5 separate regions of the Mus musculus genome follow, and regions 1, 2, 4 and 5 are each linked to region 3. Evidence: chromatin loops called from intact Hi-C (ENCODE). Cell type or tissue: heart. All regions are shown on one strand. Region 1 overlaps Tnfrsf8 (tumor necrosis factor receptor superfamily, member 8). Region 2 overlaps Tnfrsf1b (tumor necrosis factor receptor superfamily, member 1b). Region 3 overlaps Vps13d (vacuolar protein sorting 13D). Region 4 holds the start of Gm25938 (a small nuclear RNA gene). Region 5 overlaps Tnfrsf8 (tumor necrosis factor receptor superfamily, member 8).

Evidence for each region. Peaks named below come from ENCODE experiments on the same cell type or tissue, not always from the same donor. Only the 100,000 strongest peaks of a DNase experiment are listed, where the experiment ranks them.
Region 1: a loop joins it to region 3, with 6 times the contacts of the local background. A loop is called at or near these places in 19 of 42 quality-filtered maps.
Region 2: a loop joins it to region 3, with 2.2 times the contacts of the local background. A loop is called at or near these places in 2 of 42 quality-filtered maps.
Region 4: a loop joins it to region 3, with 5 times the contacts of the local background. A loop is called at or near these places in 10 of 42 quality-filtered maps.
Region 5: a loop joins it to region 3, with 6 times the contacts of the local background. A loop is called at or near these places in 19 of 42 quality-filtered maps.

The regions. Positions count from the first base shown.
Region 1 is chr4:145,293,119-145,298,118 of GRCm38, forward strand. Tnfrsf8 (tumor necrosis factor receptor superfamily, member 8) reads right to left here. Exons shown (of 13, transcript NM_009401.3): 4 at 3,732-3,875; 5 at 1-71. Among named protein-coding and RNA genes, the nearest start is that of Tnfrsf8, 20 kb to the right of the region's middle. In heart, a CTCF peak has its summit at 2,680 (motif pointing left); no DNase peak of the experiment used is centred here.
Region 2 is chr4:145,211,561-145,216,560 of GRCm38, forward strand. Tnfrsf1b (tumor necrosis factor receptor superfamily, member 1b) reads right to left here. Exons shown (of 10, transcript NM_011610.3): 10 at 808-4,540. The coding sequence ends at 4,227. Among named protein-coding and RNA genes, the nearest start is that of Vps13d, 19 kb to the left of the region's middle. In heart, a CTCF peak has its summit at 3,013 (motif pointing right); DNase peaks (open chromatin) are centred at 3,031 and 3,991; H3K27ac peaks cover 748 bases.
Region 3 is chr4:145,154,238-145,159,237 of GRCm38, forward strand. It overlaps Vps13d (vacuolar protein sorting 13D), which reads right to left. Exons shown (of 70, transcript NM_001276465.1): 19 at 332-2,545. Among named protein-coding and RNA genes, the nearest start is that of Vps13d, 38 kb to the right of the region's middle. In heart, no CTCF peak of the experiment used is centred here; a DNase peak (open chromatin) is centred at 1,904.
Region 4 is chr4:144,763,824-144,768,823 of GRCm38, forward strand. It overlaps Gm25938 (a small nuclear RNA gene), which reads right to left and starts at 1,969; the gene lies at 1,804-1,969. In heart, a CTCF peak has its summit at 2,082 (motif pointing right); no DNase peak of the experiment used is centred here.
Region 5 is chr4:145,284,873-145,289,872 of GRCm38, forward strand. It overlaps Tnfrsf8 (tumor necrosis factor receptor superfamily, member 8), which reads right to left. Exons shown (of 13, transcript NM_009401.3): 7 at 3,554-3,644; 8 at 3,107-3,204; 9 at 454-552; 10 at 274-327. Among named protein-coding and RNA genes, the nearest start is that of Gm36233, 22 kb to the left of the region's middle. In heart, a CTCF peak has its summit at 2,085; a DNase peak (open chromatin) is centred at 2,019.

The DNA.
Region 1 (5,000 bases), 140 kb after region 3:
ACCCGGATTGGAGCAATTGGGACCAGATCCCGAGGAAGGCAGCTCACAGATAGTGTCCTTCTTTGCTGTGCCTATAAAAGAGACAGCAATGTCTTCAGAACAGGCACTGAGAAACTCAGAGTCCCCAGGAGCAGAAGTGTCAACACCACATGTAGAATCATGGACAAGGTACTAGGAGGACACAATGGCTACCCCGAGACAGAGATTCTGGCTTTCCCAGTATCTGTTCACTCTGGAGTGAGGAGGATCTATCCCTTCACTTGGCTTGGTCAGTGACGCTCACAGATGTTCACACTCAGCTACAGAAACACAGACAGACAGACAGACACACAGACACACAGACAGAGACAGACAGACACATAATTATATTTGTGCCCCCCAGAGATACATATATAGAGATACATATATACAGAGACACAGAGAGAGACATACACAGTAACACACACAGAGATGCATACACATAGACACACACACAGAAACACACAGACACACCCACAGAGAGAGACACACACAGACACACAAGACAGGCACAAATAGACACAGATACACACACACACACAAAGAGACACACACAGATACATATAGAGATACACGCAAAGACATACTCAAATACATACACAGACACACACACAAGAGACATATACACACAGAAAGACACACAGGCACACATAGACACAGATACACACACACATAAACATACACAGAGACACATACACATAGAGACACATAGAGAGATACACACAGACACAAGCACAAACATACACAAATAAATACACACTGACACACACACAGACACAGACACACACAGACAGAGACACACACACAGACACACACACAGACACAAGCACAAACATACACAAATAAATACACACTGACACACACAGGCACACACACACAGACACACACAGACACACACACAGACACACACAGACACACACAACACATACACACACAGACACAAGCACAAACATACACAAATAAATACACACTGACACACACAGGTGCACACACACACACACACACAGACACACATACACATATACACACACACACACACACAGACACAAACAGACACACACACACACACACACACACACACAGACACACACCCACCATCAGATACTCCTGGGTTTGCCCTCCATCTCTACCACATTCTTACTAAGCCAGGCAGTCAAGAGATCATAACAGTCTTCATTAGGCTGCTGTTTATATAAACAACCACATGAAAACAAGTCTGTCATACTAGGTAATAAACAGTAAGCGCTCAACCTTACTGCCTGTACTGTACTTTCTCACACCCCAACGCCAATCTCATCTCCGAGGGAGGGAGTGACCCACATGAGTTGGAAGATGCCCCAACTACTTCAGTGGAGGTGAACACAGCAAGGTCAGCAGTGCGATGAAGTTGACGCAGCTCAGCTGAGCACCCAATCCTGGCTCTACGTTCTTGGGCTGCTCATCTGCCATCTCTGGGTGTCAAACTCCCTACCCACAGAAAGGAGCTGATGGAATCTGCTCTGCACACACGCGATGCTTGCGAAGAAAGTCCATAATAGCCTTGAGTGTTTGGCTATCTGTGAGCTATGCTGAAACAGAAGTTACTCTCCCCTTTCACAACCGGAAATCCTACATCTCCCAGAGCTGCCTTCTGGGAGAGTCCACAGGGGCTCCAGAGATGAACAAGGTCAGGTGACTGTGGCAGGGCCACTGACAGAATGTGCTGTGTCACTATGCCAGTACCGCACACCTTTAAGCCCAGGACTTGAGAAGTGAACAGTTCTGTGAGTTTCAGGTCAGCCTGGTCTACTTAGTGAGTTCCAGGTCAGCCAACAGCTACATAATGAGACCCTGTCTCAATAAAAGGAGGGATGTGGTCTTAGTAGTTAAGATCACTGGATACTTTTTCAGAGGATGGGATTCAATCCCCAGCTCACAACCTTCTATAATTCCAATTCTAAGAAATCCGATAACCTCTTCTTGCCTCTGTGGGCACTAGGCATGCATGTGGTACACAGACATACGTGCAGGTAAAACACCCATATACATAAAATAAATAAATCGAAAAATAAAAATGAATCTGGGTGTAGTGGCACATGCCTGTAATCCCAGCAGTCAGGAGTCTGAGGAAGCAAGATCAGAAGTTCAAATCCAACCTGGGCAACAGAATGACTCTGTCTCAAAAGATAAATAAAGAAATAAATAATTTTAATGATGTCTTTGTGCTAGGAGTATTGCTTATTGGTATAGTCCTTGTATGACATGAATGGCCTTGAGTTCAGTCCCCAACACACACACACACTCGTGTGTCCATGCATGCATACACACATGCACACACAGCTCACACATTTAATACCCACACTTGGGAGGATGAGACAGGGGGATTACTGTGGTTTTGAAGCCAGTCTTGCCGCATAGTGACTTACAAGACATCCTGGGCTACAAAATGAGAGCGGGTCTCAGAAAGAAATAATCTAACAACATAATGATCTATGTCAGTTGGTAACCAATATAAATATAAAAAGATACATTGTATTCTCGCTTACATGGTAGGTCTTTGAAACTTACTGAGCATTATAGACAGAACATCTTAACTTAGACCTGCCACATTTTAAGCATTTTTTTTTTTTTACACATGGCAATGGCAGGACTTCAGAGACAGGCCTCTGTTGCCCCCATGTGGCAGTCTTGGGAACTCTGCCCAGACAGCCTAGCCATGCTAGCTGGAAGGTTGAGAATCTGTCTGACAGACAAACACGGAGGCCTTTAAGTAACATCTCCTCATCATATGAGCAAGGAGAAAGAGTTAGAGGAACTGGCCCCATCCACAGGTAAAAATCTTCAATATAGCCCAGCCCTCAGCTACGTTTCTGATTGCAGACAGGGTCCCACAGTACAGAGAGCATTCTGTGATTCAGGAACTTGGAAAATGCCCATGAAGCTAGGAGCCAGAAAAGCCAAGGACACCGGTTAGAGAAAAGGGTTTGCAATTTTCACCCCTCACCATCGGTTTGCCCCACCAGGAGTTTATGTGATTGTACTGTCCTTTTTGCACCCCCACCTCCATGTCTCCCTTCTAGAAAGCACACCACCACCTCCTTTTTTGAGAACAGAGTCTCACTATGGAATCAGCCTAGCCTCCAAAACACCACTTCTAATGGCAACCAGTGAAGTTCCATGATTCTTATCTCTTCCTCTGACCATGAACTCCTCCTCCCTTGTATTGTCAAAAAATTAGAAACGGGAGATGGTAAGGCCTGATGTCACGAGGCAAACTGGGGGAAAAAAACAAAGCAAAGTAATTTCTCTGCCTTTAATCTGTTGCCTAATGTCTCAGTACTCCTCTCTCCAATAAAATGTCCTATTCTGACGCAGGGAAGGTAGCTCTAATTTGTCAGATAACTCCCAGGGTAGAGACTTGAGGCTTCCTACTTACTTGTGGACCACCGGAGAATCATCCCTGACCCCAAGCTTCAAATGTGCCCACAGCCTCCTTTAACCAGGCGTGGGCCTCTGCCAGTAGAGTACCTCTGACAGGACGCAGATGTGAGCAGTGAGCAGCAGAAACCCCGAACGGATGCTGCACACATCACAGCATGGGGAGAGAAGCTTCGACCTGTTTATCCTACAGTGGTGGGAAGGTTAGGAGGCCTGTGGCGGGCACAACAGTAGCTACTAAGGAGCTGTGGGAGCTGTGGGAGCTGTGGGAGCTGTGGGAGCTGTGGGACACTCACCTGGAGACTTGACAACCTCCTCTCCAGAACAGTGGAGTTTGCAGCGGGCGCAGGAATTGACTGCTGGTGTGCAGCAGTGCATGCCAGGCTGACACTCACAGATTCGAGGAGAGTTCCCGGAACACGGAGCCTTCTCCACAAGGCCTGAGGGACACAGAGAGGGTCATGGAAGGGAAAGAGGGGAGCCAAGGGTGGGGGTCCAGTGTACACAGGGACAATCCAGGATGAAGGTAAGATGCCACATGACCCTCTGTCAGACCAGTTGGCTGTCACTCTGTGCCTCTCCTCAGTTCTCCTGATGTGCATGAAAGGGGCAGCGTGAGGGTAACCTTCACTTCCAGCCCATATGTCTGCTACTACTACATAGATTACAAACAAATAAATGTGGGGCTAGGGAGACGGCTTAGTGGGTAAAAGCAGTTGTTCTTAGAGCAGAAAGTCCTGAGTTTATATCTCTAGGGCCCATGTAAAAAACTGAACTGAGAGGACCCTATATGACTGCTACAGAAATGGGAAGACTCCTAGGGCTGGCTAGCCAGCCAATGTAGCTGAATCAGTGAGCTCCAGGTTCTGAGAGAGTCTCCGTCTCAAATAGGAAGTTGGAGAATGACTGAGGAAGACTCCTGACATCAGCCGACACTGACACACACAAACACAGACACACAGACACACACACTCCATGCATATATATGATGTCCCAGGATATGGAAAGAACTGAAGTACACGTAACTGTGTGACAGGCCATTCTGAAAAGGCATTACACTGTGATTTTCATGGACCTCCAGCAAGACTGATGTTTTAACTGTACAGGCAGGAGAGCCATCAGTGGTTGCCACGGTGAGGAGGATGGAAAGATAAACTATAGAAGCATGAGGAGTTTTAGGAAGTGCACTGTATGTTCTGGGCACAGATACACCGTCTATGGTCAAATCCCATATGATGGGCATCCCAGCTGAATCACGATGAGGCAGGAACTCAGCAATACATAGCCACACTAGCTCATCTTCTGTATTGGAGTCTGACTACTAAATGGTCTCCTCTGAGGGAGATGGCTGTGGGATAAACCACTTTCTGTGAAAGCATAGGACTTGAGCTTCATCTCCAGAACCCATGCTTAAAAAGATGGGGGTGGGGTTTGGAGAGATGGCTCAGTAGCTAAGAGTATTGCTTGCCTTGCATGATCAAAGTCCTGAGTACTATCCTCAGCATTGCATAAACTAGGCATTGCAGTGCACACCTGTGATCCCAGTACCCAGGACATGGAGACAG
Region 2 (5,000 bases), 57 kb after region 3:
TCAAAAGAACAATGCTAGCCGGGCAGTGGTGGCACATGCCTTTAATCCCAGCACTTAGCGGGCAGAGGCAGGAGGATTTCTGAGTCTGAGGCCAGCCTGGTCTACGGAGTGAGCTCCAGGACAGCCACGGCTACACAGAGAAACCCTGTCTCAAAAAACCAAAACAAAACCAAAACAAAAAAAAAGACCAAACAGAACAACAACAACAAAACCAATGTTAGTGTTGTCTTTTTCTTCTTCTTCTTCTTCTTCTTTTCTCCTTCTCTCTTCCTCCTCCTCCTTTCAGAGGCAAGTTCTCAGGTACCCCGAGCTGTCTCTGAACTGGCCTGTAACCAAGGATGACTGACTTTCGATTGTTTTGCCTCTGCCTCCTAGTGCTGGAATTACAGGCTACCCAGTAAATGCAGTGGTGGGGATTGAACCCACTGCCTTGGGCATGCTAGACAAACACTTTACCAAAAGAGCTCCAGTTTGAGCCAAGGATACTACATATTTTTTTTAAATAAATTAATTATGTTTATTATGTATGTGTGTTGAGTGTATGAGTGAAGGTCAGTCAGCTCTGTCCTTCCATCATGTGGGACATGAGACCAAACAAAGGCTGCCAACCTCAACAGAAAGGCCCTTTATCCTCCAAGCCTGCTCTCTGGCCTCAAGAATGCTATATGTATTTGAAGTCAGGGACTCACTATGTAGTCTTGGCTGGCCTGGAACTCACTGTGAGACAAGTCTGGCCTCTAAACCACCGAGATCCAGCTGCCTCTGCTTTCTAAGTGCTGGGATTGAAGACGTTTACCACACCTGGCAGAGTGCTAAATTTTTTTAATTTTTTTAAAAAAAAGTTTATTATAGCTAGAGAGAGGGCTCAGCAGTTAAGGGCACTTGCTGCTCTTTCAGAAAACCCAACTTTGGTTCCCAATACCCATTTGGCACAATTGTCTGTAATCCCAGATTTAGGGAATTCAGCACCCTTCACACACACACACACACACACACACACACACACACACACACACACACACACACACGGAAAAAGAAATTAATCTTTTTTTAAAATGCTATTACCTATTTCTACTATCTTTTGGGGCAGTGGTTCTCAACCTTCCTAACGCTATGACCTTTTAATACTCTTTCTCATGTTTTGGTGACCCAACAATAAAATTATTTCACTGCACTGGGCATGTTGGCACACACATTTAATCCCAGCATTCAGAAGGCAGAGGCAGGCAGATCTTTAAGTTCAAGGCCAGCCTAGTCTGTACAAAGTGAGCTACACAGATAAACCCTGCCTCAAAAAAAAATTATTTTGTTGCTACCCCATAACTGTAATTTTGCTTCTGTTATAAGTTTAATGTAAATATCTGATATGGGATACCCAAGAGGTCATACCCACAGGTTGGGAACTGCTGCTTTGGAGTCTTGAACTCTATAAGTATTCTTTAGTAAATAGAGCATTGTCAAAGCAACGAGCAGAGCTCCTCAAGGCAACAGGATCATGCTGTCTGCTCAGGAACCATGTTAAGAAATCACAGGTGAAAAGTGAAGTTCGGGGTTGGGCAGCTGATTGCGTTTGCCTAGCATTCACGAGGCCCCTGGGTTCAAGCCCCAGCACCACACAAATCATAGGATGGACAGACTTGTCATCCCAATACTTGGGAAGTAGAGGCAAGAGGATACAAAAGTCAAGGTCATCCTTTGGCAAGGTGGTTGTCAGTCTTAGATGGAAAAATAAGATTCGAAAACATAATGTAACGCCAAGGGTCCTGACACGGTTGCACATGCCTATAACTCAGCACTCTCGAAACTGAGGCAGGAGAATATCCAAGTTCAAGGTGCCTGGAGGATGCAGCCAGACTGGGTATACAGCAAAACTCCATGTATGAACAAACAGATAAGCAAAAATAATGATTAAAAGATAAAATCAATTTATTTAAAAAAATTTATTACATTTATGGTATGTGAGTGTGTGTGCAAGAATGTGATGTGTGCACATATGCAGAAGCATGTATGGGGTGGTGGTCAGAGGACAACTTGCAGGAATCAGGTCTCTTCTACCTTATGGTCAGGGATCCAACTCAGGTCATCAGGTTTGTCCGCAAACTGCCTTACCCACTGAGCCATCTTGCCAGTTCAAAACTAACTTATTAAATAGGAAGGGGGAGCCCTTGGAGAGATGTCTTAGTGGATAAAATGCAGGTATACAAGTGTGAGGACCAGAATTCAGATCTCTAGTATTCATGTAAATGTCGGGCAGGTATGGCAGCCTGCCTGTAACCTGAGCACTCCATAGGCAGACAGAGATCCCTGAAGCAAGTTAGACTAGAAAATGTGCAAGCTCTGGGTACAGATGAGAGCCCTGCCTCAGTAACTGAGAGTGATCAAACACACCCAAAGCCAACCTCTGGCCTCCACACACTGGCACACACATACATGCAAACATGGACACACACACACACACACACACACACACACACACACACACACTGAAGGAGGGAGATTCTGGACTGCCCATCCTTTAGGAATGTGTTATAGGTCAGCACTCAAATTGTTCCCTGCTCCCCCTCCTCTGATTGCAGAGCCCTAAGCTGGTCTAAGCTAGTACAGCCATTGTTCACATCCACGGTGTGGGCTTCCGAGATGACAGAACCCGTCTCCTTCCCACAACACAATGAGGAGGCCAGACTCAGAGCAGGAGATAGGGGCAAGCCTGGAGTCTACTTGGCTGGGTGTTTCCTCAGCATCCACAGGCTACAAGTGGGAGACAGCCAGGTTCTCTGCAAGAGTGGCTGTAAAGGTGGGATGGGAGGTGGGGTGGGGTGGCTCAGCCAGGGCTCAGTGTACAAAACAACAACAAAAAGCATTTATAAGCAGGAATTCTGTCCAGCACACAGTGCAATTGCTCCTTAGCACACCCTTTAGGGATCCACACAAGCACAGGAGCTGAGGCCACACCCAGGAACAGTCCTTTCCAATTCATTCTTTTGTTGCCTAGGAGGCCCGAGGTCATCCCAGGACGGGCCACCAGGGGGCAGACGTGTTCCTTCCCCTCTACAGTCTGATGCTGCAGAGCCTTAACAAGTCGGCCCCAAGTGTCCAGTATCTTGATTCCAGAGTGCTGAGCTCTTTAAGTCTCCATGGCAACAACTAGGCTCCTCTGCCAAGTTCATATCCAGTGGAATCGGTGAGCATGGCATCCAAGCACCTGAGACTGAACTTGCTTCTTGAGGAGTCTCCTGAACCCTTTCCTTCCAGGCATGCTAGGGGAGCAGGTTGATTAGAAAACCGGCATGAATCCTTTGGCAAAAGAGCTGGCTTCAGCTGTTTCCGGGTGGGCCTTTCAACCGATGTCATCAGCTGTTCCAACTCACAGTGCCTAACCCGGACATGCACTTGGGGTCACAGCAAGTACAGTACCAAGCCGTTGGGGAGTTAGAGGGAGTGCTCCAGGCTGAGGTAGGAAGAGACAGGTGGCTGCAGGGGCCTGGGAACTCTACAGTCCCTGAGATTCCCTGAAGGAAGGCGTGGCCTTGGAAGGGCTCATTAGAAGGTCAGGAGGAGGAGCTCCAGCCCTCTGTGTGCCCACCAGAGTAAAAGTCAAAGGCAGAGGCTGCAAACCACACAGGGGGCTGGCTGTGCTGTCTGCTGTCTGCTGTCTACTTACGTTTTGCATGTGTTGCTGAGGATCAAACCCAGGGCATGCTAAAAGCACACTGGACCACTGAGTTACAGCCCTACCATCCTATAACAGAGCAACTCTGCCTGATGGGGCCTCTGATTCTTGCATCAAAAGAATTTCGGTGGGCTTGGAGAGGGTACTTCCTAAGAGTTTAGCACTAACCTGAAGGGCCTCTGTGCCCTACCAGGCCACCACTTGCTCCTACTTGCTGGAACCGCCCTGCAGTGTCAGCATTCAGGCTGAAGAGCTGTGCTATTCATGGAAGAGGATGTTAGCTCCTTAGAAGGAAAAAATACTGGGGCCTCTCAGAAGCAAGAATCAGGCAAGAGCCCAGGAGATCCAGAGGGGTCATGGAAGAGCAACAACTTCCTGGGACTGCCCCCATAAAACACCATGGCAGTTTTTGACCACTCTAGCTGTCTCAGCCCTCACTTGACCTGCAACTGGGGCTCTGGAAGCCACTAAGGGAAATGGATCCAGCAAAAGTCATGAAGTTCCATGGGTTCAGGGTCTCGGGGGTCCCTTTGCAGGGTGTTACCCCTGTCAGGGGTCAGGCCACTTTGACTGCAATCTGATCAAACCAGCCAGCTTGGCTGGGCTTCATGCCCATATCCGGCACACCAAGGGGCAAGGGCTTCTCATGGCTCTGCAGTGTCTCTGTAGTCTCACACGGGGACTGAGACGGACACTCCTCCTGAGAGAAGGGGACCTGCTCATCCTTTGGGGACGCTGAGGGCTTGGCATCTGGGTCTCCCACTGTGGCGCTGGCTTGGGAAGAGCACTGAGAACTGTGGTCAGAGCTGCTACAGACGTTCACGATGCAGGTGACGTTGACGTGGGTCCCGTGGCTTCCGTGGGAAGAATCTGTGAAGCACAGGATGGGAGGGTGAGTCTGGGGATCTTGGAGACAGGGTGTCTTTGCAGTTTGCCTCTTGTCCCAGGGGCAGGTTAGAGCAATAGGCCAAGGGCCAAGAGGCTAAAGACCCTAGCTCACCTCTACTACGATGGCAGATGCATCACCCTTACATGCCTGTGTGCTCACTTCCCAGCTGCCCAGCCCAACGCTCCCTGCTGTTGACCGGAGACAATTTTCTAAAGCAGACAAAAGTACTCCAAGAAGAACAAAACATTGGGCTGAGGATATGGCTCAGTTAGTAAGGACTTTGTCTTGCAAGCTTAAGGACCTAAATTCAACCCCTGAGACCCCATGTAAGGAGGCTGGGCATGGCGGCACACACTTGTAATCTCAGTACTTGGGAGGCAGAGAAAGGGAGATTTCTGGGTCTTTTCAGGCCAACCAACTAAGTCTAACTGGTGGACACCA
Region 3 (5,000 bases):
TTCTCTGTACACTCCTGGATGTCCTAAAACTCACAGTGTAGACCTGGCTGGCCTCAAACTCACAGAGATCTGCCTGCCTCCACCTCTAGAGTGCTGGGATTAAAAGTGTACGCCACCACACCCGGCTCAAAGTACATTATTATTTTATCCAAAGAGAGAAAGTAAAACCATGCCAGCCCTCTACAAAACTGTTAAAAACACCACTATGATTGTTCACACATTAACCAGAGATAACCCTAAAAGGAAGGAACTGTGTTGTTTTCAGGGACACATATACAGGAGCTGAGTTTAGAACCTTTACACACACTCAAAACATGTTTCTGCTTCTCACCTTGGCCTCTATGCAAAGATTCAAAGAAATCGTGTCGTGTGAAGTGAGCCTCCTCCTGACTGTTAACACTGGCCAGCCCGGAAGGAGGGCAAAATGTCCGATTGACTTCAGGCCCAGCATTGTCCCTGCCTGCTAGCTGAGTGCAATTCAAAGAATAGAGTTTAATGTCTTTGATTTCCACCTGCAGGCGGTCACTTCTGGAGTCATCATCTCCTGCCACAAAATTCTGGATGAATATTTGCCCCAAGTGTCCCACCAACAGCTCAGGACTCCCAGGCCTCCGAGGGATAGAAACAACTGGAGACTCAATGTTTATGTTCAAGATAAGCTTCACAGTATCCGATCGAGGGGAAGGAAGGCCAAACCCGTAGATTTCATTCTCCTCCAAGACAAAGGGCTCCCTGGTCTTCTTCGGGGTTTCAAAGAGTGACACCATCTCACTGTACTCGGCAGTCTTGGTGGCTAACACTGTGGTCACTTTGGTGGCTGCACTCTTCAACATACTGCGGAAATTCTCTTCCAGCTCATCCATAGATAATGTCAGCTCCTTCAAGAATTTAGCAGAGTGGTTATAATGCAAAGATGCCATCTTCAGATTGAGAAAGCATTCCTGTTTTGATTTCTCAGCAAAGGTGAAACTCAATGCTTCAGTCAAGGCTGCATCTTCCATTCTGACAAACACACTTTCAAAATAGCCAATGTCGCTGACGATGTTCTCATAGCCTACAGAATTTCCGATGCTGACGACATACTGGCTCTTCACATTCTCTTGGGTCAGATCCATGAGCTGCAAACAGCCAAGGGAGCCGTTCATGTCAAACGAGCTGCCCATCGACACGTTCACCTTGGTGCCACCAATGCTGGCCGTTGCGATCTTCCTGCCATGCCTCTCCCCGTCAGCCATGCCCACTGTCCGAAGCAGCAGGAGGTTGAGCCTGTGGATCTCCACGGCGACCTCCGTGTTCTGCTCGTAAGTCGACTGAATGGTGCCCTGTTCCACAATGCTTCTTTCAAGGTCAGTCATCAGAGGCTGGGGGCTCACATCATCCTTTTCCTTAGGGAAGGATTTCTGAAGAAAACCAATGAGCTCCACAATTGTCTCTGGGTTTAGGATGATGTCCAAATTATTGACCTGAAGGGAAATGACCTGCAGAGTGCTGTCCAAGTTCATGGATGGGCACTCTGAACTCACAAACTGATACTCCAGCTTAATGAGGGACTCTTGTTCTTTGGTGAGAATTTTCTCCAGGGACACACTAGTGGCTGATTGGTCGTTGAGGGTGGTCACATCAGTTTGGAAGGCCACATTAGGTCCAGAGACAGGAGACTGTGCCCTGCTATCCCGGAGACTTCCTGTGGGAATATCAAAACTCAGATTCTTATGTGAAGCCATCAAAAGGTCAAAATCAGCACCATAAGTCTGCATGGTGTCCACCAGAAGCAATCCGTGAACAGTCAGGGAGACCTCAGCATCATACGGCCTTTTCACAAAGTGAGCGTTGGTGCCAAACACCTTGAGCACTGAGATGTAGCGGCCACTGCTCTCAACACCAAGCTGCATGCAGTTTACCTTGAATTCCGCTAGGAGGAGCTGTGACTCCACCAGCACCTCCCTCGTGTGCTGCTCCAGCATTACAATACTCTGGGTCAAGTTCATTACTGAATCCTGCAAGCTTCCCCGAGGTCCTTCCTGGGGGAAAATCTTCTCTCTGATCTGGGTGTCAGAGGGCTTTGTTTCCGGAGTGGTGAGGAGAGCAAAGCAGTTCTTCAGGGCAGATATTTTATCTTCATTGATGTGGATTTTTAAGTCTGGTAAATTGCCTGAGAGCACAGCCCCAGGGTACTTGGGGTCTGACGTGTAAATCAGCCGACGTTCTAACTGTAGGTGAACATTGAACTTCTCAACTACATGTGTTGGCCCCACATCGATGTCCTGCACACGTTTCCAGTTGTCTCTCACACGCCCTACCATAACCTGTAGGTCCATGAATGTCAAGGAGTACCTCTCATACATCTGTGTGCTCATGAGATGAGCCTGGAGCTGTTCCTCGCTGAACTCCACTCCAGAAAAGGGTGGTGTTTTCTCCCCGTTGCTACTGCTGGTCTCTGGAGGTGGGGTGCTAGGAGGTGTGGCAAGAGGGGTCTTATATTCATCATCACTGAACTGATTCTCTTCAGAGGCAGAGCCATCCCCACTTTTCCTCCTAGAGTCTTCTACAAGGAGAAATGAAAAGATCATAAGTTAAAAGTCTCCTACTTGCTCCCTCCCTCCCTTATTAACTAAGGACTGGGAAGATAGCTCAGTGCTTAGGAGCACTTTCTGCTCTTGCAGAAGACCCAGGATTGACTCCCAGCACACCCACATGGCAATTCATGGAAGTTGCCTGTAACTCCACTTCCAGGAAACCAGATGCCCTCTTTGGCCTCTTTAGACTCTTGCACAGACTTGGTACACATAAACTTAGACAATTCACATTAAAATCTCAATTTTTGAAAAGAATCTCAAATTCCACCAAGTCATAGACATAGATTTAAAATCTTAAGAATTCTATTATGAAATATTTCAGCACTTCTGAGTCAGAGGCAGGCAGAACACTCTAAGTCTGAGAACAGCCTACTCTGTATAGTAAGTTCCAAGCCTGCCAGGCCTACATTGTGAGTCCCTGCCTCTTATTATGAAAGAGGAGGAGGAGGAAGAGGAAGAAGAGGGAAGGGGATGAAGAAGAAGAGGAAGAACACAAAAGGAAAGCTTCACTAAGCTAATGGTTTATAAGTGGATGAAAACGACAGACATAACACTGTGTAATTGCTATTCATCTAGTGTGAACTTATCTATGAGACTGAAAAACAAAATACAAAGAGTAAAAACGTAGGTGAAAATCCCTCCAAGCTCACACTAGGATGCTGAGGCCACAGCCACTGCCAGCATTCTCACGCCTTGTCACAGGCAGGGCTGCTGACACAACTCTCTTACAGCACTCTTCAAACTTACACTTCTCCACTTATTGTAGCCTTCATTTTGTTTCTTTTCTAGAATATTCTTGCTCTACACAATATCCTTATCTGGCACATAAAGGTAGAAAAAGAAAACCAACAACACAAAGATGTCCCTTAGCTGAAAATGGATAAAGAAAATGTGGTACATCTACACTATGGAATACTATTCAGCTATTAAAAATGAAGATATCAAGATTTTTGCAGGCAAATGGATGAGTCTTGAGGATATAATCCAGAGTGAGGTAACCTAGTTCGGAAAGGATATGCGTGGTATATACTCACTTATTAGTGGATATTCGCCATAAAATACAGGTATGACGCTACATTACACAGACCCAAAAAACTAAACAAGAATGAAGGTCCAAGGGAGGAAACTTGAATCTCGGTTAGAAGGAGGAATAAAATAGTCATAAGAGTCAGACGGAGGGTGGTAAATGGGAAGGAGGGGACATGGGGAGAGGAATGGGGATGGAGGGTGGGTTCAGCTGTGGAGGATGGGAAAGAAAGCTAGATAGCAATGAAAATGAAGGGAAATCTGCCAGCAAAGGGAATGAAGGAGGTGGGGGGCATCTCCAGGAACAGAGACCTGGGATAAAGGAGGCAAACCAGAATCAATAGTGGTGACCTTAGCTGTGACTCACAGCATTGGGGATATGGATCCTGAAAAGGCCACTTCCTTCAGCCAGGCAGCAACCCCAGTAGAGCGACAGAGACACCAACCCACCCACAAATCTTTCAACCCAAAATGTAACCTGTCTACAAGAAATGCAGGCACAGGGGATGGAGCCGAGACTGAGGGAGTGGCCAACTGATAGCTGGCCCAACTAGAGACCCATCACTTTGCACACACCAATTCCTGACAACATTAATGATAATTTATTATGCCTGCAGACAAGAGCATGTTGCCCAACAGCTGACTCAGACTGATACAGACATCTACAGCCAAACAATGGATGAAGTTTGGGGACTCTTATGGAAGAATAGGAGGAAGGATTAAGAGCCCAGAAGGGGATAGGAACTCCAGAGAAAGGCCAACAGAGTCAACTAATCTGGATGTTTGTGGCTCTCAGAATTTGAACCACCAACCAAAGAAAATAAAATGGCTAGACCTATACCTCCCCACACATATGTAGCATGTGGGTCTTCATGTGGGTCCTGAACAACTTGAATGGGGGCTATCCCAAAAGCTATTGCCTGTATGTGGGTTATGTTCTATCTGGGCTGCCTTGTCTGGCATCAGTGGGAAATGATATACCTAGCCTCAAAGAGACTTGAAGTGCAGGGGGAGGGGGGAAAGGAATAGCCAGGGGATGCCCAACAGGAAAAGGGGAGAGGGATGGGGAAGGACTGTGGGAGGGGTTACTAGTGGGGGGCAATGAGTGAGTGAGATATAAAGTGAATAAATAAAAAAATTAATTAAAAAAAAAGAAATGGGGCTGATGACATGGCTCAGGGGGTAAGAGCACTGACTGCTCTTCCGAAGGTCCTGAGTTCAAATCCCAGCAACCACATGGTGGCTCACAACCACCCGTAATGAAATCTGATGCCCTCTTCTGGTGCATCTAAAGTCAGCTACATTGTACTTATGTATAATAAAAAATCTTTGGGCTAAAGCAAGCAAGAACTGAGTGAGCGGAGTTGATCCAAGGGAGCAGGGCCGACCGGAGCGAGC
Region 4 (5,000 bases), 390 kb before region 3:
TGTCAGGCAATAAGTGGATATTAACCAAAAAGAAAAAGTACAGAATACCCAAGATACAGTCCACAGAACTCAAAAAGCTAAACAAGCTGAAGTGCCCAGTAAGGATGCCTCAGACCACTTGAGAGACAGAAGAAAGCAATCACAAGAAGGAAGGGAGGGAGGGGCCTGAGAGGGAAAGAGAGTGGGAGGAAGTGAGGGTGGAACCTGATCTGGTATTTGGTGAGGGAAAATGACTGAAGCCCTGAAGGCCAGCAGAAAGAAAGCATTAATTGAGACTGCTGGTCCTAGTGTAGGATCACTCTTCTCCTCAGCTTCTTTCAGCTTTCCCTAATTCAACAACGGGTCAACTGCTTCTGTCTATTGGTTGGGTGCAAATATCTGCATCTGATTCTTTCAGCTGCTGGAAAGAGGCAACCTCAGGATATAGAAGGTTGGGGGAACCCTCCAGAATGCACCAGAGACCTGGGAGGTGAGAGATGCTCAGGACTCAAAGAGAAATGCTTACATGAAATGCTCTTTCAATATTCTTTTGTAATCAAGGAAGACATAAAGTGTATTTTGAAAAGCTGTGCAGTCAATAAATAAAGTTTCTGAGAAAATAACTTTATATATAAATAAAGCCTATAAGAGACACAGGTTGTCAGAATAAGTCAAGCCATATATAAATGTGCTTCCTTTCTGTCCTGTCTCACATGGAACAAAGCTGAATGGTGTCCTGTGTCTGAGTCTTCTTTAGCTTCTCTTGAATCTATTGGTTCCAACCCTTGCCCTCAGCCAGGGATGGTTCCTTGCACTCTTTTTGGTTTTTTGTTTGTATGTTTGGTTGGTTGGTTGGTTGGTTTGGTTTGATTTGGGGGTTTGAGGTTTTTTTGGTTTTGGTTGTTTTGGGGCTTTTTTTTTTTTGGTTTTTTTAGACAAGGTTTCCCTGTATAGCCCTGGCTGTCCTGAAACTCACTCTGTAGACCTAGATGGCCTCAAATTCAGAAATCTGCCTGCCTCTGCATCCCAAGTGCTGGGATTAAAGGCATGTGCCACCACTGTCTGGCCCCTTGCACTCTTTTACCTGTTTCTGGGACCATTTTCCTCCTAGTGGATTGCCTCATCCAGCCTAACCATGAAGGGATGTGCCTAGTCTTGTTGTAACTTGATATGCCATGTTTAGGTGGTATCCCTGGAAGTCCTCTCTTTTTCTGAAGGGAAACATAGGAAGAGTAGATCTGGTGGAGGGGCAGGGGAGGGAAGGCATGTGGAGGAGAGGAAGGGGGGTAAACTGTGGTTAGTATATAATATACGATAAAAATAATATATGTTTAAATATATTATTTAAATGTGCTTGGGACAGGCTGCCTCTCTCAGGGTGTTGGCCCTCCTAAAATCCACGAAAGAGGCTATGCTTAATAGTGATAGAGCAAAGAAAAAAGACAGGTGGAGTATAAGAAGGTACTACAAGAAGAAAGACATTCCATGTTCACGAATTAGTTGGCTGACCAACTTTGCAGTACTTCCCCAGTCAACCCAGTCAAGAGCAAACTCTACAGACATAGTCCCTTCACTGCATATATCTCTTTAAAAAAAACAGAAAACTGCTATAAGCCACCAAGGATAAATGGGACTAGATAGTTTTTCTGTCAGGCTCTTATTTCTGTTGCTTTTATCTATACAAAAGAACTAACTATACACAAGACATCGAATTCTCCACATGAGTCTTTAGAAGAAAACCAGCCATTTAACTCCATCCTCAAATCCTGAACGCAAGGGAAATCATGTGTTGTTTTAAGCCAATGCATTTGTTTTAGTTTTACTAAGGAGAAAGTGGGAATTCATTTCTCCATTAACAAAATTATACAGTATAGTTTCCCACTTTTAGGGAAATACCAGGGGTGTGCATACCCAGAGTGCAGTGGATAAGCCTCACCCTGGGTAGGGCACTTTACTCATGGTCATGATGTCTTCCCTCTTAGGTAATTTGTAAGCCAGTTTATTTGTAAAAATGAATTCCAGAAGCCAGAGAAATCTAACAAAATTCAACAGAAGCTGAGCTGCTCTACTGAAAGAAGTACAGTGATGCTGTTAGCACAAGAGACACAGGCCACAAGGTGGCATCATTCTACAGAGAACGAGAAAGCCACGGAGAGTGTAGGAAAGATGAATATATGACAGGGACACTGAAGCCTGTCTTCAGAGAAATAGATGCATGTTTTAGCTATGAATTTTCTTGCCACATCTTGGGTTCTCCTGAAAACACTAGAAACACATACATTCAAGTGTGATTCAGTATCAGGTCCTTTTATGAAGTGCCCACTACCATTTGGGTATTTTTACTTCTCAGGGCTGGAAAGAAGATATGGGGTAAAGAACAGATGTTTCTCTTGGATAGGACCCATGTTCAGTTGTTAGTACCTATGTCAACTGGCTCACAATGCCTATAAACACAGCTCTAAGGGATCCTATACCTCTACAGGCACCTGCACTCACAGGCACAGATCCCTACTTAGACACTCATTCACACACATAATTACAAATAAGACAAATCTTTTCCTGAGCAACACCTGTATAATGACAGCACCAAGAAGCTGGCTAATAGAGGAAGATACTTTAGGGGGACTCATCCCCTAGACAAAGAACTACAGACAAGTAAGGACTAGTAAGAGAGAGAGAGAGAGAGAGAGAGAGAGAGAGAGAGAGAGAGAGAGAGAGAGAGAGAGAGAGAGAGAGAGAGAGAGAGAGAGAGAGAGAGAGAGAGAGAGAGAGAGAGAGAGAGAGAGAGAGAGAGAGAGATAGTCTAGTTTAGGAACAAGGCCCTAATTATTTGTACTCTACCAGTGGTCAGTCCTGAAATCATGTATATACAAGCAACAGTAAACTAACTCAGCAGGTATAGATACATGAAACGTAACAAGGATGCTCATAGAAAATGAGGCCAATAATTCAAGTCATATTAGGAGGAGGGACATGCAAGGAGCTGAATGAGAGGGGTTGGAGGGAAGAAAATGAAGGAAGACTATAAATGGTGTGATTACACTTGAAAATGTCAAGGTCTACCCCTAGTGATGTAATTCATTCCTGTGAGGCTGCAACACCCCCTTGTAAACTCCCTAAATAGCCCCACTAACTGCCGAACAACTATTCACATAATGGGTGATATACTACCCCAAATATCAACAGGAGCGTGACAATGGGGCTTCAAGTGAGAACAGGGTATGATTGGGAAGTGGACCAGAGGCCATGTACATTAGAATCTTGCAAAAAAAAATTCTACATTCTGATAAGATCCTAAGAAAAAAATCTGAGTGAGACAGAATTTAAAAGCAATGACTTGGTTACTTTGGTAGATTATATGGAATGAGTGAAGCTCTGAGTGAATGGGCTTGGCCATGTCAAGGACCAATGCCCCAAACCATGAAAGTGGCAAAGCTCTTCCTCCTTGGTGAGTCTCATTGGGATGACAAAGCATTCCTCTAGTCCAAATGTAAATGTTGATAATATGTGCAGAAACTACCTACCATAGCTTTCCTCTTTAGATACTCTTGCCTAAAGTCTGACTGTTCCACTGCAGAGATTGCTTCTATCTACATTAGCTAAACCTGAATCCTTGTCGGGTTACATGCAATAGCCTATACCTCTGATCGACTATATATAATAAACATGCTAGCTTCTGGAGTGCTATAGCTTCTCCATCAGAAAGCTGAGACCACTCACCTGCAGCTTTTCTGTGTCTGTGTGTCTGTTCATTTCTTCACCAATCCAATCTGGTGAAAGTCATCAAGCGGTGCAGCATGCAAAGCCTATGCTAATGCAGAGCAGCAGAGTATTAACAGAGTGACTCAGGCTGTTAACAGAGAAATTGCTCATAGCTTTTAGCCAGGTTTGCAGTGAAGACTGAAAGTAAAGTGACTTGAAAAACATACATTTTGACAAAGAAAAGGTTTTTTATAACAAACAACCCAAATATTGACAAAGAATCTTTCATTATTAAGGAGATGAGTACCATGAAAGAGAATCTATATGTTCTACCCTGGAACAATAAAAAAAAAAATGTGCTAACAGCAAGAATCCTACCACTAAAGGATCCAGGATCTGAAAGCATATTGTTAAGCCTATCGTTTACAACAGATGAACAAATGTGTGAATGGCTTGAAACTATTAGAGAAGTACTATTCTTTGCTCAACTTCCCAGACACATCCAAGCTGCTTCAGTTTTGATTTCAGGAGGCACAACTACTTCTTGAGCTGACAGCATCTACATGGTGCTGTTTATAAGATTCAGGAAGAATGAAGTATTTATAAGTCATTGGAGGCGTACATGAAGTGTCTGTAGAAAAACCTCGGAGGTCAGACAGTGTGTGGCAGAGTGACAGCATCTACACAGTTTTTCAATGGACATTTAGAGTAAAGACTAAGTTGTAATGAAAAGCCCAGAATATTGGCAATGACAGAAACTTTAAACATCTACCAAAGAGAGGTGAGGACTAAGACTGGCCATCTCAAGAGACGGATTACAATTGTCAGTATTGTGGAAGCAGGGCTCTCCAAGTCAATTGAGGCTCACATTAGGGCATAATGTGCTCCAACAACAGACCAGGAAGTGTAGGGTTTCATACTGAAACCTTGAAGAGTTTCAGCTTTACTTTGGTCCACTATACCCTAACTATCTGTACTACCAAATATTAGAATGTGATCGATCACTACACACCATCATCTATTGAAAAGATAAAACAGTTTTTCTTTATTTTATAGTGACTCATGTCTAAGAGATTGCCTTGAATCTCAGTAAAGTCTGAAGTCAGAGACTTTTGAATACTTTAAGGACTTAAGAATTTTGAGGACTCTCAAAGTTACATTAATAAATATTTTTGCATTGTGTGACCAAGAATGCTGTGGTTTAAATGCAGAATATCCAACACAGACTCGTGATTTGAATGATTCTTGCCCAGACTTTGGCCCAATTTTGTGGATGTAGAGTCTTTAGGAAATGCAAGCTGGTGAGTAGAAGTAGGTCA
Region 5 (5,000 bases), 130 kb after region 3:
ACCCTGCCCAACAGCTCATGGAAACAAGCTTGAAACCATCAAAACACAAAAAACCCCTTGCTTGGGGAGCGCTTAGGAGGTACGAGCATGTACTTATGAAACTTCTCCAACTCAAAACACCCCTTGCTGGACAATGGTTTTTTTTTTTGTTTTTTTGTTTTTTTTGGTTTTGTTTTTTGTTTTTGTATGAGTTGGTCTAGGCCCCAGGCCTTACACTGGTCATGCACCTATCCATTCTGGCCCAGATAGCCCTTTGCATGGCCTGATACTCACCTGTCTGCTCCATCTTGGGCTGGAAGGTCTGCACTAGGTAGTCCAGGTGAAACTCTGCAAAAACAGCAGGCTTGGGGCTTAGGGTGTGAGCAGGTAGGAAAAGGAAAGACAGAGCAGTACCCAGGCCAGGCCAGATTAATGCAGCCACCTTCCCCAGGACCCCAAGACACATGCACTTACTCTGCTGGAACCGCCTCCTACAGGCCTTCCAGTAACACAGGAGAAAGGAGCCGGAGCCAACCAGTAGCACCACCATGGCCACCCAGAAGAGCACGGGCCCTGAAACACAGTGTCATCCATCCTGTACTCTGTGCACAGCTAGGAGCCAGGGCCCTTCCCTGGACTACACAGGACAGTCCTAGGTGCAGCCCACTTCCTACTTTTCCTGGGACATGGGTCCCACTGAGATGAGCAGCCCTGAACCTTCCCGAATCTGGGACCATCTGATTCAGCCCTTACCTTGCCACCCCAACCTGGCTCCAGGAAGCTATATGGCAGCTCAGAAAGTAAGAAAAAGAAACCAGAGAGGATGAGAAATCGAGACATCAAGAATCAGAATGGGGCGGGGGGGGGGAGTGGTGGCTGGAGAGATGGCATGGCTCAGTGGTTCAATTCTCAGCAACCATACGGTGGCTCACAACCATCTGTAATAAGATCTGATGCACACCTCTGGTGTGTGTCTAAAGACAGCTACAGTGTACTCATATTTGAAGAAGAAAAAATAAAAGAATTAGAATGGGTTGGGTATAGTGTTACATGACTGTAATCTCATCACTAGGGAGATGGAGGTAAACCAGTTAGCCTGATCTACATACCTAGATCCAGGCTAGTCAGGGCTACATAGTGAGACTTCATATAAAACAACAACAACAACAGACAAAACGACAACAACAAAACAAAACTCTAGAAGTTGGAGTGCTGTAGCTAGTTGAGATGGGGAGAGTGAAGGCTGGTTAGGGAAACTGAGACCATCAGCTCCCGAGGGCAGACACAAGGTCAGCTCTGCACAAAGCATTTTCAGCCATTAAAACAAAAAGGGCCAGTGGGATGGTTAGTGGGTAAAGTACTTACTGCAAGCCTGATGACCTGAGTTCAATGTCCAGAACCCACAGAAAAGTGGAAGGAAAGAAGCCCGCAGAAACTGCCCTCTAACTTTCAGACACGAAACATGGCATTGGGGCACTAACATCATATACATAGGAATGAATGGATATATTTTAGAGCCAAAGGAGGAAGACTAAATCTTGTCCAGTCACCCCTAGAGTCACCACTCAGGCCAGGTAACTTCAGCTTTCATATTCTTTGCACACACACTGGCACATGCACACAGCGTAACATGAATCAAACACAGAACCTAATGCATACTAAACCTAATGCATACTAAACTTCATGTATACTAAACTCAATGTATACTAAACCTTGCCTAGCCCATGCATTTACTCGACCCACCCTTACACAGCCTACACTGATTATTTTAATTGTTTAATTGTTATTTGGGTACATGCCTTGGGTGTTATTGCTCAAGTATGTTTGTTTTGTTTGTTATTATTGGGACAGTAATTCAGGGTAGCTTCAAACTTGCTGTGTAGCCAATGATGACTGTGTTCTCAGGATTACCTACCTCCACCTCCTCTGTGCTCAGATTATAGGCATGTATTACCACACCGGTTTATGTGGGCCTGGGAATGGAACCAAGGCTCTTTGGTGTGCTAGGCAAGCACTTTGCCAACTAAGCCATAGCCACAGCCCTCAAAGAGTTTTCTATGGCATGCTGAGAACTGTTAACTTGAGAACTATTGCCACCGTGTGTCCAAAACTAGTACTGCTAGTCCTAAAACTGCCTGGTGTTACCTCATTAGCAGGAGCAGCAACTGTCTTGATCCTGCTCTGGTAATGTGAAGACCATACTTGTGCTATAGGCTGATAATCCTGGGGGCTGATTTGCTATCCATTTTATATCCAAGGAAACTGAGGATGAAGGGAATTAAGCTTCCTAGACTTTTAGTAACTTATTCAATTTCTTTCTCCTTTCTATTTTTCCCCCCTTTTTGGATTTTCAAGACAGAGTTTCTCTGTGTAGTCCTGGCTGTCCTAGAGTTCACTCTGTAGGCTAGGCTAGCCCTGAACTCACAGAGATCCACCTGCTTCTGCCTCCCAAATTCTAGAATTAAAGGCATGTACCACTACCCCAAGTGAGAGTTCTTTTCAAATAGGGTCTCATATAGCCCAGGGTGGCCTTCAACTTGTTATATAGCAGAATGTGACCTTTAACAACCATGAGACAGGGTCTCACTATGTAGCCCTGACTGACCTTGAACCTGACATGTAGACCAAGCATCTGCCATGCCTAGAGCCTTTTGTTTTGTCCTTCCGCCTCTACATGGTTTCTCAGGATCAAACTGAGTTCATTGGGCTTGCTTCCTTGGGCAGGGCAGATGGCAAATGAGCCACTTCATTGATCCAACCCTGAACTTTTCCTATATCTACCTCTCAGCCGTGAGATTATAGACATACACTACGAAGCCCCGTGGATACCCTGGTAGGGATCAGACCCAGAGGTGCTGGGTATTCTAGGTGAAAATTCAGCCAACAGAGCCACACCCCCAGCCTCAAAACTGAATTTTGGGTAGCAATTATAGGCCATCAGAATGAAGTCATGAAAAAAGAAAAGTTCTGTCCCAAGAATGAGATAATATTAGGAAACGGCAGAGCCACAGGGTCAGTTCTAGAAGCCAGAAAGTTGGGCTTGGTCTTTATTTCTCAATCCACCCGAGGCCAAAGCCCTGAAAGGAAGTCCTGCTGCCCCTTGCTTTGGACAGTGAATGATCATTACCTGGATCCAGAAATGGTGTTCCCGTGGACAATGGAGAGGTGGGCTGCATCCTGCTGCTGGTCCAGGCATCTACCACAAGGCTTAGGGTGGAGGCGGTACTATACCAAAGGAAACCAAGGACAAGGGTGATGGTCACAGTTGCCATGTAAAAAGGGTGTGTCTAATGAAGGATGTTTCTTCTCTACAGAGGGTAAAGATGAAGCCTGGGTACCCAAAAGATCAACACAGTCTTTACAGGCATTGTGAGGTATTGATTAAGCTCTAGACCCTCTGGCTTTACAATCCTGTAATCACTGAGACAGACACACAGCCATGTTCCTCCCCAACCTCCCCAAAGGCCTCAAGGTCTGATGCCCCTGCATGTCTAGCCCTTACTTTCCTGGACACTGCCTGAGCATACAAAGGGCCATTCTGCCCTTCCCATGGGGTGGGGGGACTAGGAGTCACCTTGCAGGCTCCTTGCTGTTTTCTGAGGTGCTGATGTCAGGGAGTGTCCCTGGAGATGGAAGCTCCAAGGTCATATTCTTCTCTGCATTACCTATAGGTATGATGACATATTAGAATCAGTGCAGAGAGTTTGAATATCCAGTCTGCAGTGGGGAACAGTGGGAGGCAGTTGGGAGGTAGTGGAAAGTAGTGAGTGGGAGTCTTCCATAACACACAATTCCTGGCTACAAGTGACAAAGGCCATGAGGGTTGTGCTTTAAAGCATCAAACTGGAGAGGCTATGGTACCATGGGTTCTGCTATGCACGCTCCAGTGAAGTCTGCTTGGCAGGCTGAGAGGCCTGGAAGCACTCACGAGGCAAAGAGTTTCACGGAAACTCACCTCCTGGAACTCTGGCAACGGTTACTCTCATAACCCGTATACTGATACCCTATCCCCGTGTTAGTCTGGTGTATGGATCCACGTGCTCTCTTTTAGTATTATTTTATTATAAGTGCCTTTTAAGATTGAATTCTGACATAGCTAAGCCTTCGCCAGTGTTCCAACGTCCCAGAAAATTCTTGAAGATGACAAACTTGGAATTCAGTAGGAATTCAGTAAGAATGTTGCCTATTCAGTGACATTCAGAATTGCCTCTAGTATTGTAAGAGAGATAGTGAAAGAAATCAGGCTTTACTATCTACTACATAGAGTTAGAAATCTCAGGGCAAGCTTAGCAATGTAAGTTTAGAATTCTTATTATAGTTATATATGGCAGACTACATTACTTATTAGTAGAAAGTCCCCTCACACTATCACTTAGGATAAAATCCAAGTCGCTCCCATATACAGGAATTTACAATGGTTTAGGAAGTAGATCAGGCTGTTGTTTTAGAGTATTGCATTATTCATGAGAAGGTTAGCTAGAGCGGAACTCCCTAATTAGAACCATAACTTGGGTGTGAAAGCCCTTGCCCTAGGAGTGTAAAGACCTCACACCTGGCTTCTAAGACTATGACCTTAGATAGAGTTGACTTTAGATAGAGCTGACTTTGTCTCAGTTGTTTTATTGCCCAGTTCCTGCCAGTCCTTTTGTTTACATTCCTCTGTTTTGTGTAAGAGTCATTAAGCATCCGGTAACCTCATTTGTACCTTGCCGATGTGTCACCTAACTTCCCTATTTTCTTCTGTATAAATAGTTTGATGCTCAATTTGAAAAATTACATTCAGATTCTACACAACCTCTTGCGTTGCGTCTGTCTGTCATTCTCTGACTCCTTGCCCATCTGCAACTAGAAACCCATTCTACACAGACAAGGGACCCAAGAGGGTCTGCGGCAGGGTTCCAAAAGCAGCTTCTGCTTTTTATTTAGAAGAAGCTTAAAGGGCAGCAAGATGGCTCAGCAGGAAAGACCTTAGGTGACTAAGGTGATGACCTTAGTTGGATCCTGGGACCCACATTGTGGAA